Linked DNA regions of Homo sapiens: region 1 is linked to region 2. Evidence: chromatin contacts called from ENCODE Hi-C or POLR2A ChIA-PET data. All regions are on one chromosome and are shown on one strand. The core of a region is the stretch at or near the end of the contact, and the rest is flanking DNA. Distances in the headings are between cores, read along the strand shown. Region 1 holds the start of ZNF425 (zinc finger protein 425). Region 2 overlaps EZH2 (enhancer of zeste 2 polycomb repressive complex 2 subunit).

What was found. A loop is a pair of places that touch in the nucleus more often than their neighbours do. ChIA-PET counts read pairs that join two places held with the same protein, here RNA polymerase II (POLR2A). Pooled maps may share reads with other maps.
Region 1: a pooled map shows a loop between it and region 2 (2.2-fold over the local background). The contact joins the promoter of ZNF425 here to the enhancer-like site in region 2. A Hi-C loop is called at or near these places in 1 of 50 pooled maps. POLR2A ChIA-PET finds 5 or more read pairs at or near these places in 3 of 52 experiments (CD4-positive, alpha-beta T cell, activated T-cell and activated naive CD4-positive, alpha-beta T cell).

The regions. Positions count from the first base shown.
Region 1 is chr7:149,125,055-149,130,273 of GRCh38, reverse strand. It overlaps ZNF425 (zinc finger protein 425), which reads left to right and starts at 3,950. Exons shown (of 4, transcript NM_001001661.3): 1 at 3,950-4,078. The coding sequence starts at 4,061. It also overlaps the pseudogene RN7SL521P and a transcript of ZNF398 not described here. RefSeq lists enhancers at 2,971-3,020, 3,684-4,235, 4,236-4,787, 5,035-5,219 and silencers at 3,181-3,620, 4,352-4,525.
Region 2 is chr7:148,836,952-148,842,495 of GRCh38, reverse strand. The region is part of intron 3 of EZH2 (enhancer of zeste 2 polycomb repressive complex 2 subunit); the gene reads left to right. Among named protein-coding and RNA genes, the nearest start is that of EZH2, 45 kb to the left of the region's middle. Within about 2 kb of position 3,480, at least 3 of the 41 ENCODE cell types and tissues checked have a DNase peak (open chromatin) inside an H3K27ac peak, as active enhancers do.

The DNA.
Region 1 (5,219 bases), core at 2,701-5,200, 290 kb before region 2:
AAATACAAAAATTAGCCAGGTGGGGTGGTGTGCACCTGTAATCCCACCTACTCAGGAGGCTGAGGTGGGGGAGTCGCTTGAACCCCAGAGGTGGAGGTTGCAGTGAGCCGAGATCATGCCACTGCACTCCAGCCTGGGCAACAGAGTGAGACTCCATCTCAAAAATAAATAAATAGGCCGGGTGCAGTGGCTCATGCCTGTAATCTCAGTACTTTGGGAGGCTGAGGCAGGCAGATCACCTGAGGTTGGGAGTTCGAGACCAGCCTGACCAACATGGAGAAACCCCGTCTCTACCAAAAATACAAAATAGCCAGGCGTGGTGGCACATGCCTGTAATCCCAGTTACTAGGGAGGCTGAGGCAGGAGAATCGCTTGAACCTGGGAGGCGGAGGTTGCGGTGAGCTGAGATTACTCCATTGCACTCCAGACTGGGCAACAAGAGCAAAACTCCATCTCAAAAAATAAATAAATAAATAAACAAATAAGTATAAAAAATAATAAAACGGAAAAAATACAAATATCCTTCAATGGATAAATACTCTTCAGTATATCATAACATGGAATACTATCAGCAATTAAAATAAAACTGTTGTAGGCCAGGCGCAGTGGCTCATGCCTGTAATCCCAGCGCTTTGGGAGGCCGAGGTGGGTGGATCACCTGAGGTCAGGAGTTGGAGAACAGCCTGACCAATATGGTGAAACCCTGTGTCTACTAGAAATATAAAAATTACCTGGGTGTGGTGGGATGCACCTGTAGTCCCAGCTACTCGGGAGGCTGAAACAGGAGAATCATTTGAACCTGGGAGGTGGAGGTTGCAGTGAGCCAAGATCGAGCCACTGCACTCTAGCCTGGGCAACAGAGCAAGACTCCGTCTCAAAAAAATAACAATAAAAAATAAATAAAATAAACTGTTTTCACACACAATGATATGGATACCAACTAAATTGTGACCTTTTTTCCTTTCTTGTCCAAATTTCTAACTAAGGGACATAGGAAATCATGCCCTACAAACTATAAAAATCTCACCAGAAGGGTTTTATTTAACCCTATATAACCGCTTAGTTTCCAACCTGACTCTGGCATAACATTGCATGACAAAGAAGGAAATCAAAATATTTTATCCCCAAATATGCTTCTTTGCAGTATATATTATATATTTATATGAAAATATAGGGCCAGGCACAGTGGCTCATGCCTGTAATCCCAGCACTTTGGGAGGCCGAGGTAGGTGGATCACGAGGTCAAGAGTTGAAGACTAGCCTGGCCAACATGGTGAAACCCCATCTCTACTAAGAATACAAAAATTAGCCCAATGTGGTGGCACATACCTGTAATCCCAACTACTTGGGAGGCTGAGGCAGGAGAATCGCTTGAACCTGGGAGGCGGAGGTTGCAGTGAGCCAAGATCACACCACTCTACTCCAGCCTAGGCAACAGAGCAAGACTACGTCTGGAAAAAACCCAACAAACAAACAATATATATATATATATAATTTTATTTTATTTTATTTTATTTTTTTGAGACAGAGTCTCCCTCTGTCTTCCTCTCTCACCCAGGCTGTAGTGTCAGCACAATCTGTGCTCACTGCAACCTTCGCCTCCCAGGCTCAAGTAATCCTCCCACCTCTGCCTCCCAAATAGCTGAGATTAACGTCTTTGCCACTGTGCTGACAAAATCTTGTATTTTCTGTAGAGATGGGGTTTCGCCATGTTGCCCAGGCTGGTCTTCAACTCCTGTGCTCAGGCAATCCTACTGCCTCAGCCTCCCAAAGTGCTGGGATTACAGACGTGAGCTACTGCGCCCGGCCAGAGAATCTAGCACCTTTTAAAGGTTTAAATAGGAAATTTTTGCCATCTAAAGACAGTCACTATGAGACATCCTAAGAATCTTGGTCTCCACAACCCCTTATCTTAACCCAGACACTCCTTTCTATGAACCTGGTCTTCAGATAGCCAATTGCCAATCAGAAAATCGCTGAATCCGCCTGTGACCTGTAAGCACCGCTTGGAGTTGTCCCGCCTTTCCTGACAGAACCAGTGTACACTTTACATGTATTGACTGATGTCTTAAGTCTTCCCAAAACGTGTAAAATCAAGCTGTAACCCAACCACCTTGGATACATGTTCTTAGGACCTCTTCAGACAGTACCTTGGCCTTCCTCACTCATATTTGGCTCAGAATAAACTTCTAAATATTTTACAGTTTGACTCTTCGTAAACATGGATGAATCACAAAAGCATTACGCTTTTGAGGAGCCAGTCACAAAAGGTTATATCATACTGTATGATTCCATTTATATACCATTTCTAAAAAGAGAAAACTAGGTTTCAAGAGCAGATCAGTCCTTGCCAAGGATCCAGGTGTCGGAGGGAGTGACCATAAAGCAAATGAAGCACAGAAGAGAATGGCAGCACAAGGAGTTTCAGGGTGGGACAGGGCTCTTCCGTATCCTGGTTACAGTGGTTACTACACGTATACATACATATGTGAAAATTCATAGAACTTTACACCCAAAGAAACGTTAGTTTTTTTGTTTGTTTGTTTTTGGTTTTTTTGAGATGGAGTCTCCCTCTGTCGCCCAGGCTGGAGTGCAGTGGCGCGATCTCGGCTCACTGCAAGCTCCGCCTCCCGGGTTCACGCCACTCTCCCGACTCAGCCTCCCTAGGAGCTGGGACTACAGGCGCCCGCCACAACGCTCGGCTATTTTTTTTTTTTTTTTTTTTGTATTTTTAGTAGAGACGGGGTTTCGCCGTTAGCCAGGATGGTCTCGCTCTCCTGACCTCGTGATCCGCCCGCCTCCGCCTCCCAAAGTGCTGGGATTACAGGCGTGAGGCACCGCGCCCATCCGAAACGTTAGTTTTAATGTAAGGTTTTTTTTTTTTAACCCTTTAATCAGTAAGGTGCATCTACATTTCACGATTCCGGGACAAATACAGATGTGCACACGCTCCTCAGCCTATGCAGGGACTACTTTCTCATGGACATCCTTTCTAACTACACACTTTTCATTTGTTACTTTAGCCTGACACCTAAAACATGACTAGGACAGAATGCGAGGTTGATTTTCTGGGGACAGTCGCCACCCCCTTCCTTGCCCTCTCTCTCCTTTCTGTCTCTCCCTGGTTTCCCCTTCTGCGTCTTCCCACCTCTCCCGTTTTTGCGTCTTCGTGTTTCTCACGCCCTGTGTCATGGCCTCCTCCGTCTTCTCCCGCTCTGTCACAGTCTCCCGCCGGGGGCTAGGGGTGCCCGGCCCGCATCCCTGGGCGACCCTGAGTCCCCGCAGGCGGCCCCGAGGCCGGGGTGGCTTCCGCATGGGGTCTCTGCCCGAGGCCTTTCTCTGCCAAGGAGGGAGTGTGGACGCTCGGGGAGCCCAGAAGGGCGCTGCACCCACGGGGACCGGACGTGGTGGGCGGACCCCTCCTCCGCGTCCCCGACGGGACATGCCCGGGGCCCACACGGCCTCCGCGCCCCCGGCGGGACGGACACCCCGGGCCACCGCGCGCCCCCCACCACCTACCCGGCCTCGCTGGATTCCCGGGACCCCCTCACAAACGAAACCCTCGAGCTCATCCCTGACTTGGGGGCAGCTTTGGAAGGAACAGCACCGGACTCTCACCCTCTCGCTGCCTCTCAGTCCGGGTTTCTGTGGAGCGCGTCTCCCAGTCGCTGTCCCTACTCTCTCCCTGTTCCTGCTCTCTCCATGTTCACCTGCCCCTCCGTTTCCCCTCCCGTCAGCTCCCTCATCTCGTCTTCGACCGCATCCCTCGCATGCAGATCCGGGAGTCCAAGGGTCCCTCAAAGACCGGCGTGCTGCGGCCCGCACGGAGGGTGCCCGGGCCCCTCCTCTGAGGACCGACTCCCTCTGGCGGCGCCGCTCCTCCCGCCCGCAGGGGGCGCTATGGGGCGGAGCGGCTTCCGCTTCCGAGCGCCGAGTCCCAGCATGCACCGCGCCCGGCCGGCTCTGCCTTTGGGGGCCAGCAGGGCTGTACCTGGGAGTTGGGTTGGGGCGGAGCGGAGGGGAGGCCGTGCCAGGCAGGGCCGGTTCGTGCGGAACCGCCATGGCCGAGCCGGCTTCGGTAAGAAGGGCCGGTGGAGGATGCAGGCTCTGTCGAAACTCGGGTCCCTGTCGCAGCTGGATTGGGGTCCGCGTCCAGGGAGTGGGGCGGCCGGGGCCTGGGCCTGGGGGTTGGCAGTGGCCCACGGACTGAGCTCCGGGCTGGGCTGGAGAAGGTGCAGTCTTGCTGCGTGTGCTGTTCTGGAATTGACCTGGGGAAAAGCTGGTCTGGCCGGGCTTGGCCGCGCGCGTCTGTGGCCCCGGCCACTCGGAAGGCTGAGGCGGGAGCAGCGCTTGAGCCCGGGAGCTCTGCGCTGTATATGCGCTAGGTCCGTCGCGCGGTGCCTCTGAGTTCTGCATCTGTGTGGTGACCTCTCGGGAGCGGGGACCACCAGGTTCCCCAGGGAGGGGGAACCGGCCCAGCTCGGAAACCGAGCAGGGCAAAACCCCAGTGCTGATCGTTAGTGGGATCGCGCCTGTGAATAGCCACTGCCCTCCAGCCTGGGCAACAGCCAGACCCCGTCTGTTTAATACATAAATAAAAGTTGGTTTGGGAGAAAGAATCCGGGTGGGAAAGATCTGTTTCTCGGCCTGTTGTAGGCTCAGATCAACAACGCTGTCCCTGCCTTCAGTGTCGGGGCTCTGAACCTCGGGGTCTCTCTGGGGCCCGTGCTCTCCTGCTGAAGGTAGTTTCAGAGAAGCACATCAGTGTTAAGCAGATGAGAAAAAGGAGAAGGAAAGCTGGAACTGAGAGAAATTGGAGACCGCTCCCTCTAGGAAAGGACAGAAAACTTAAAATGAATTGGGTGGTTAGCGTAAATCGAATTTACCGTAAATGCTGTAGTATTGTAATGTAGTATTGAAAATTTGAGCACCGGTTTTAGAGTTTGAAAGGCGTATCCTGAGGCTTAATCCAAGAAACCCTGTTACATTCAGTTAAGTATAACTTGCTTAAGTGTGCAAGTTTTTCTTGTGCCCCCAATGAAATTTTATAATCTTAGGAATGTAATGCTCCTTATTTGCATTTGATTCTTCCCTTTTGCTTCCCACTCCTTTTCCCCACCCTCCTTTGGCAGGTACAGATTCTTTTCTGATTTCTCCAAGCTTTGTTTCTACAGCCAGGCTTTCTTTTTTTCTCTCCTCTTTAAGTGATTGGGAATCTC
Region 2 (5,544 bases), core at 2,231-4,730:
TTACTAGGTGACTTTCATAACTTTGTCTTGTCAACCAGTAATAACTATGTTCTGTAGGTCTTCATATTGGTAGTTATATTCTTCATTGTGTCTCTTTTTCCATTTTTAATGAAGAAACTGGTTTAAGAGTTACTCTTGAGGTTCTCATTAATGTATTTCTTTTTCGTACATCTGCCCATTTCTTGCTGATAATCACAAGACACTTCTCCTTCACTGACTTCATATCAAAATGTTTTCTACTGTATGTGTTATGACTGAAAGAGAAGTTTGCTTAGATAGTGCCTGTCTTCTGGGCAAATGGTATGATTAGTTTAGTAATTTAATCCATCTTGCCAATATACATTTCTAGATTCCCAGGAGAATATAATGTTCTTGTAAGAGTTTTGTATCTTGTTTACTAATGAAAAGAGAGAATATGGTGTATATTCTTGGGGCTTCAGAATGTCTAATAGAAGCAGCATCAGAAGGGGATCACGGTCCTCGTATGAAGAATTTAAAAACTTTTGGACTTTTAAATATTTACAGATTTGCTCTTCATAGTAATATTTGAAATGATTTTAAGTTCATTGCTTAGCATTTGATATTAGCAGATTTTTTTGGGGGGAGAAGCTTCTATCAAAATAATGTGTAAATTATTTTGTATGTTGGCAGTTTGGACTTAACATTTTTGTTGAAGGAGAAGAAAAATACCTGTTACATGTAAACACTCGATTGCATTTTTTATTGATTTAGTAATGAAGTTCCTTCAGTTAATTGTAAATGAAAATTTAGTCACTGTTTACAAAGAAAAAATAATATCCTAGTGTATTTCATGTATAATTTAGTGTACTTTACTCAGATACATTCTTTGAGTGTAGTAACATGGTTTCTTTATACATTGCAGGATTATAGGCCCTATAGGTTTAGATTCTCATGAACCTTTTGAGCAAATATGGCAGAAAGCTGGTCACTTTTCTCATGTCTTTAAATTAAGTGGATGGCTCTTCAAGTGTCTGTCTTACTCTTAGTCTGAACATATACACTCATTCTTATTGCCTCAAGGAAGTGGTCTCTGAGTTGCTTTCTGTAGCTCCTTGCCTCTTTTAACTATTATTGGTATTTACTTGGAGAGTTGAGTCTTGTTAGGTTAACTGTCAGTCATTCCCACCTGTATAACTTGTAAATCCATGCAGCCTTTGCTTTCTTTCTGGCTTTATTTAGGCTGAAATAGATGTAACATTTCTTAAATGATCATATAAGGATTTTTTTTTTCTTGTGAGCAGAAACTAATATAAGCATTTTATGCTTTTCCAAAGGGTTAGCTTAAAAAAAAAAGGTCATTTGTGATATTTGAGTTCATATAGCATCATATATTAAATACATGTCATTTATTATGTTTATATTTTAAATTTGATTATATATCTTCAGTTTAAAAGGTGAATTTTAAAAAGTCAAATTTAGGCAACTAATAAAACTAGCAGAAGTTGCTTTTCATTTGTAGTTTTTCTCCTAGAATATTGTATATATAGTTTGTGTTTTATAAATTATTGTTATAAAGATCATGTATCTTCCCCAAATGCAAAACCGAGTTCTGACAACTATTTAAAAATAAAACAACAAATCCAAACAAACAAAAGTGCTTGGTTAATCTGGAATGTTAGAAATTGTTTTATTCTCTGAAGAAACAAGAAAATTGCATTAGACCGAGGACTTTTGCCATAATTTAGCTTTATAATAGGGATTGACTTAAATTTACTCCTTAGGATTCTGTCTTACCTTCTCTTAGCAGATTTTATAAAAGAATATCACTTGAGTAACATTTTGGAAAGGCTGGGCAGATTTCATAAGCTACCCAACAAGGCAGTTTTATACTAGCTAATGTGACTACCTGTTGGGCTAATGAAACTAGTTTAAAAGTTTTATCTTTTTCTCTCCACTGAACAGATCATTGTAAAATGATTATTGTAAAAATTTAGATAACACAGAAATAGGTAAAACAGAAAGCAAAAGTCCCTGTAGTCCAACTGCTCTGGCTTTTATTCTTTCAGATTTCATTTTCTATATATACTAGGAGGTTAATAATATTTTATTTTTAAAAATTATTGGCCAGATATACATCCTTTCCATTTTGGGCCATCACTTTACAACCTCTGTCCAAATTTTCATTCTTTTAAAAAATATGTAGTGTTTGACATTATGGATATACCATAATTTATTGCCCCATTCTTGATGGACATTTAGATTTTTAATTTTTACTTTTGCAATCAGTGCTGTACTGAACTTTATATACATCCTTGCATCTTTTGAGTAATTCTGTAGAAGTTCCTACAAATAGAATTATTAGATCAAGATGATATGCATGTTTAAAAATTTAGCAGATATTACCAAATGCACCCTCAAAAGTTTTACATTACACCCCCACCAGCTGTTTATGGAATGTCTGTTTACCTATATTCTCAACACAATATTATCAATCTTAATCTTCAGTCCAATAGGTAAAACATTGTTAGAATTGGTTATACCGTGTCTTAATTATTCAGTGAAGTTAAATGTCAGTTACTGTTTGTTTATATTTGTGAATTGGCTGTTACAGTGTTGGATCTTGTGCAATTAGGTTGGGCTTTTCTTATGATTCATAAGGACTTTTTGTATATTACAAATACTAGTTTTGGCTGGGTGCAGTGGCTCACGCCTGTAATCCCAGCACTTTGGGAGGCCAAGGTGGGCAGACCTTTTGAGATCAGGAATTCTAGACCACCCTGACCAACATGGTGAAAGCCCATCTTTACTAAAAATACAAAAAAATTAGCTGGGCATGGTGGTGTGCGCCTGTAGTCCCAGCTACTTGGGAGGCTGAGGCAGGAGAATGCCTTGAACCCAGGAGGCAGAGGTTTCAGTGAGCCGAGATCACAAGACTCAATCTCAAAAAAACAAAAAACAAAAAAAAATAGTTTTTTTTGTCATATGTTTTGCAGATTGCCCCCCCCCCATTTTGATGTTATTTCTGATATATCTTGGTTATACAGTTTTTTCTTTTAATTTTTGTCTTTCTTAAAGGTTCCAAAAGTCTTTCTTCACTTCAAGATTATAAATTATCTACCTATCTTTCCTTTAGTTCTCTGTTTTCATTTTTATATTCTAATATCATTTAACCCATCAGGAATTTCCTTTGGTGTAAAGAATGGGTAGGGGATTTGGTTTTTAATTTTGTTCTTTTTAGTTTCCTGGTTGTTTCAACACTATTTACTGAGTAATTAATGAATAGTGAGGGGCAGTTGTAAACTTGTTTTTGAAGATCAGCAGAATCAGCCTTCTTGGTTGGTGGTTTCCTGGGCAGTTCTACCACTCGAGCAAGACCTGAAGTGTTTCCCTTCAGAAACCACAGCCTGTGCCATCTTGCTCACTCACTTTCCTTCCTTCCTTCCTTCCTTCCTTCCTTCCTTCCTTCCTTCCTTCCTTCCTTATTTGACAGAGTTTTGCTCTATTACCCATGCTGGAGTGCAGTGGCGTCATCTTGTCTCACCTCAACCTCTGCCTCCTGGGTTCAAGCTATTCTTGTGCCTTGGCCTCCAGAGCAGCTGGGACTACAGGCATGCACCACCACACCTGGCTAATTTTTGTATTTTAGTAAAGACAGGGTTTCACCATGTTGGCTAGGCTGGTCTTGAACTCCTGACCTCAAGTGATCCGCCCACCTTGGCCTCCCAAAGTGCTGGGATTACAGGCCTGAGCCACTGCGCCTGGTCTTGCCCACTCACTTGAACCTCTACTACTTTGTAGTATTAAACCCAGATCCACTGATTTAAGCAAGGCTTCAAAACAATTTTACTGCCACAGCCTATATAAACTATAGATTTATATAATACTCTCTGTTCCATTTTAGTTGATTTTTCCCCCAATGACAGAAATTGTTCTTTTTTCTACTCACAGGACTGTTATTGAATTAGAAATTTGAATTTACATGTGGTGGATGAACATCACTCTTGTTACCTGCTTCATGTACTTTTTTGAGTGCTTACTACCTGTGATGATTATTCTGTTTCTGATCTCCAGTACTTAGCAAAACTGGAGTTTTTCCGCAAAGCTGCAGATGAGGGAATGATTTACCTTAACAGCCCTTCAGGATTTTAACCTAGGATTAAGTAGGTTTGCATGTTTGTGATTCCTTTCATTCAGGGCCCGGCTTCTGAAGGTAGGATGCGGGGAAGAGCTTTAAGGATCTAAATTTCCTCCCAGCCTGAGCAACATAGTGAGATCCCATCTCAATAAAAAATAAAAAAATTAGCCAGATGTGGTGACACGTACTTGTAGTCCCAGCTACTCGGGAGGCTGAGGTGAGATAATCATTTGAGCCCAGGAGTTTGAGGCTGCAGTGAGCCATGATTGCACCACTGCACTCTAACCTTGGCAACAAGAGCTAGACCCTGTCTCAAAAAAAAAAAAAAAAAAAAAAGGAGTCTAAACTTCCCGATACTGTATTCCAAATGTCCTATGTTAAATGCTGTGTTATCATTCCCCGCCCCTTGGAATGTAGAAACCGTTAATTACAGGATAAAAGTGAACTGAGAAGCAAATACCCTTGTGTTGTAGGGTAGAGGTTCTTCACCCAATGTGGAATTGGTCTGTAACAAATACTGAACAACACAAACTGAAATAATTTACAATCTGATATGAATTACTCTTTTTCATTTCTTAACTCCAACACTTGATTAGTTGCTTTCATTAAATACATCTGTGTCAATATCTTAATGGGGTTTTTTCTTCCGTTTTTGTTTCTGCCTCTCTCCTGTTGGAGCGACTCATTTCTTTTCAAGTGTCGTCTTCAATCTCCCTTCTCCTATTTTGCCTTCTCAACCTGATTATGAATTCACTTCCATTATTGAGCTTCTCTTTACTTTATCCAAATTTGCTATTTATCTCATTGCAGTTTTTCTTCAGTACTTACTTTGCATAAAAGTAGCCTGAACTTAAATTATATACACGGTCATTTTCACCAGAAGGGCTAGCTAATTTAAAACTTGGGCGTGTTATCTTTTCTTTCCTCAAGTCCTGCAGAATATAGGGTAGTTTCAGAAATCACCCCCAGCTTTTCTCTAGACTTGGTGACAGCTGATGCTTTCTTCTGACTCTTCCTTTCCTGGAGTGCCGACCTTCCTGCACCTTCCTCGCTGTTGTCACATGGAAAGGCTACAGGATGTTAGACAATGTCAACAGTTTACTATGTCTCTGGCATGAAATAAATGGACCAACCAGTATCTGAGAATATTTTTTACTTGGCTAATTGATTGTATGTTTTCCCCTACTATATGGAAGTTGGACTTAGCCTTTCTCATGTTAAAGATTATTCAGAGGCAGGACGGCCATGGCTGTTGTCTTTGGGATGTCCACTGTAAAATGGGGAGTCATACCTACCTCACAGGGTAGTTGTGAAATTTAAAGAAGCTAACTTTGGTAAAGTCTCTAGCACAGTGCTTGGCACATAGTAGGGTGTGTTAATTTCTTTCCCTTCCCTGCAGGCCATTCACCTGCTCTTCCCTCTACGATTTTCCATAACACAGTTTTTAC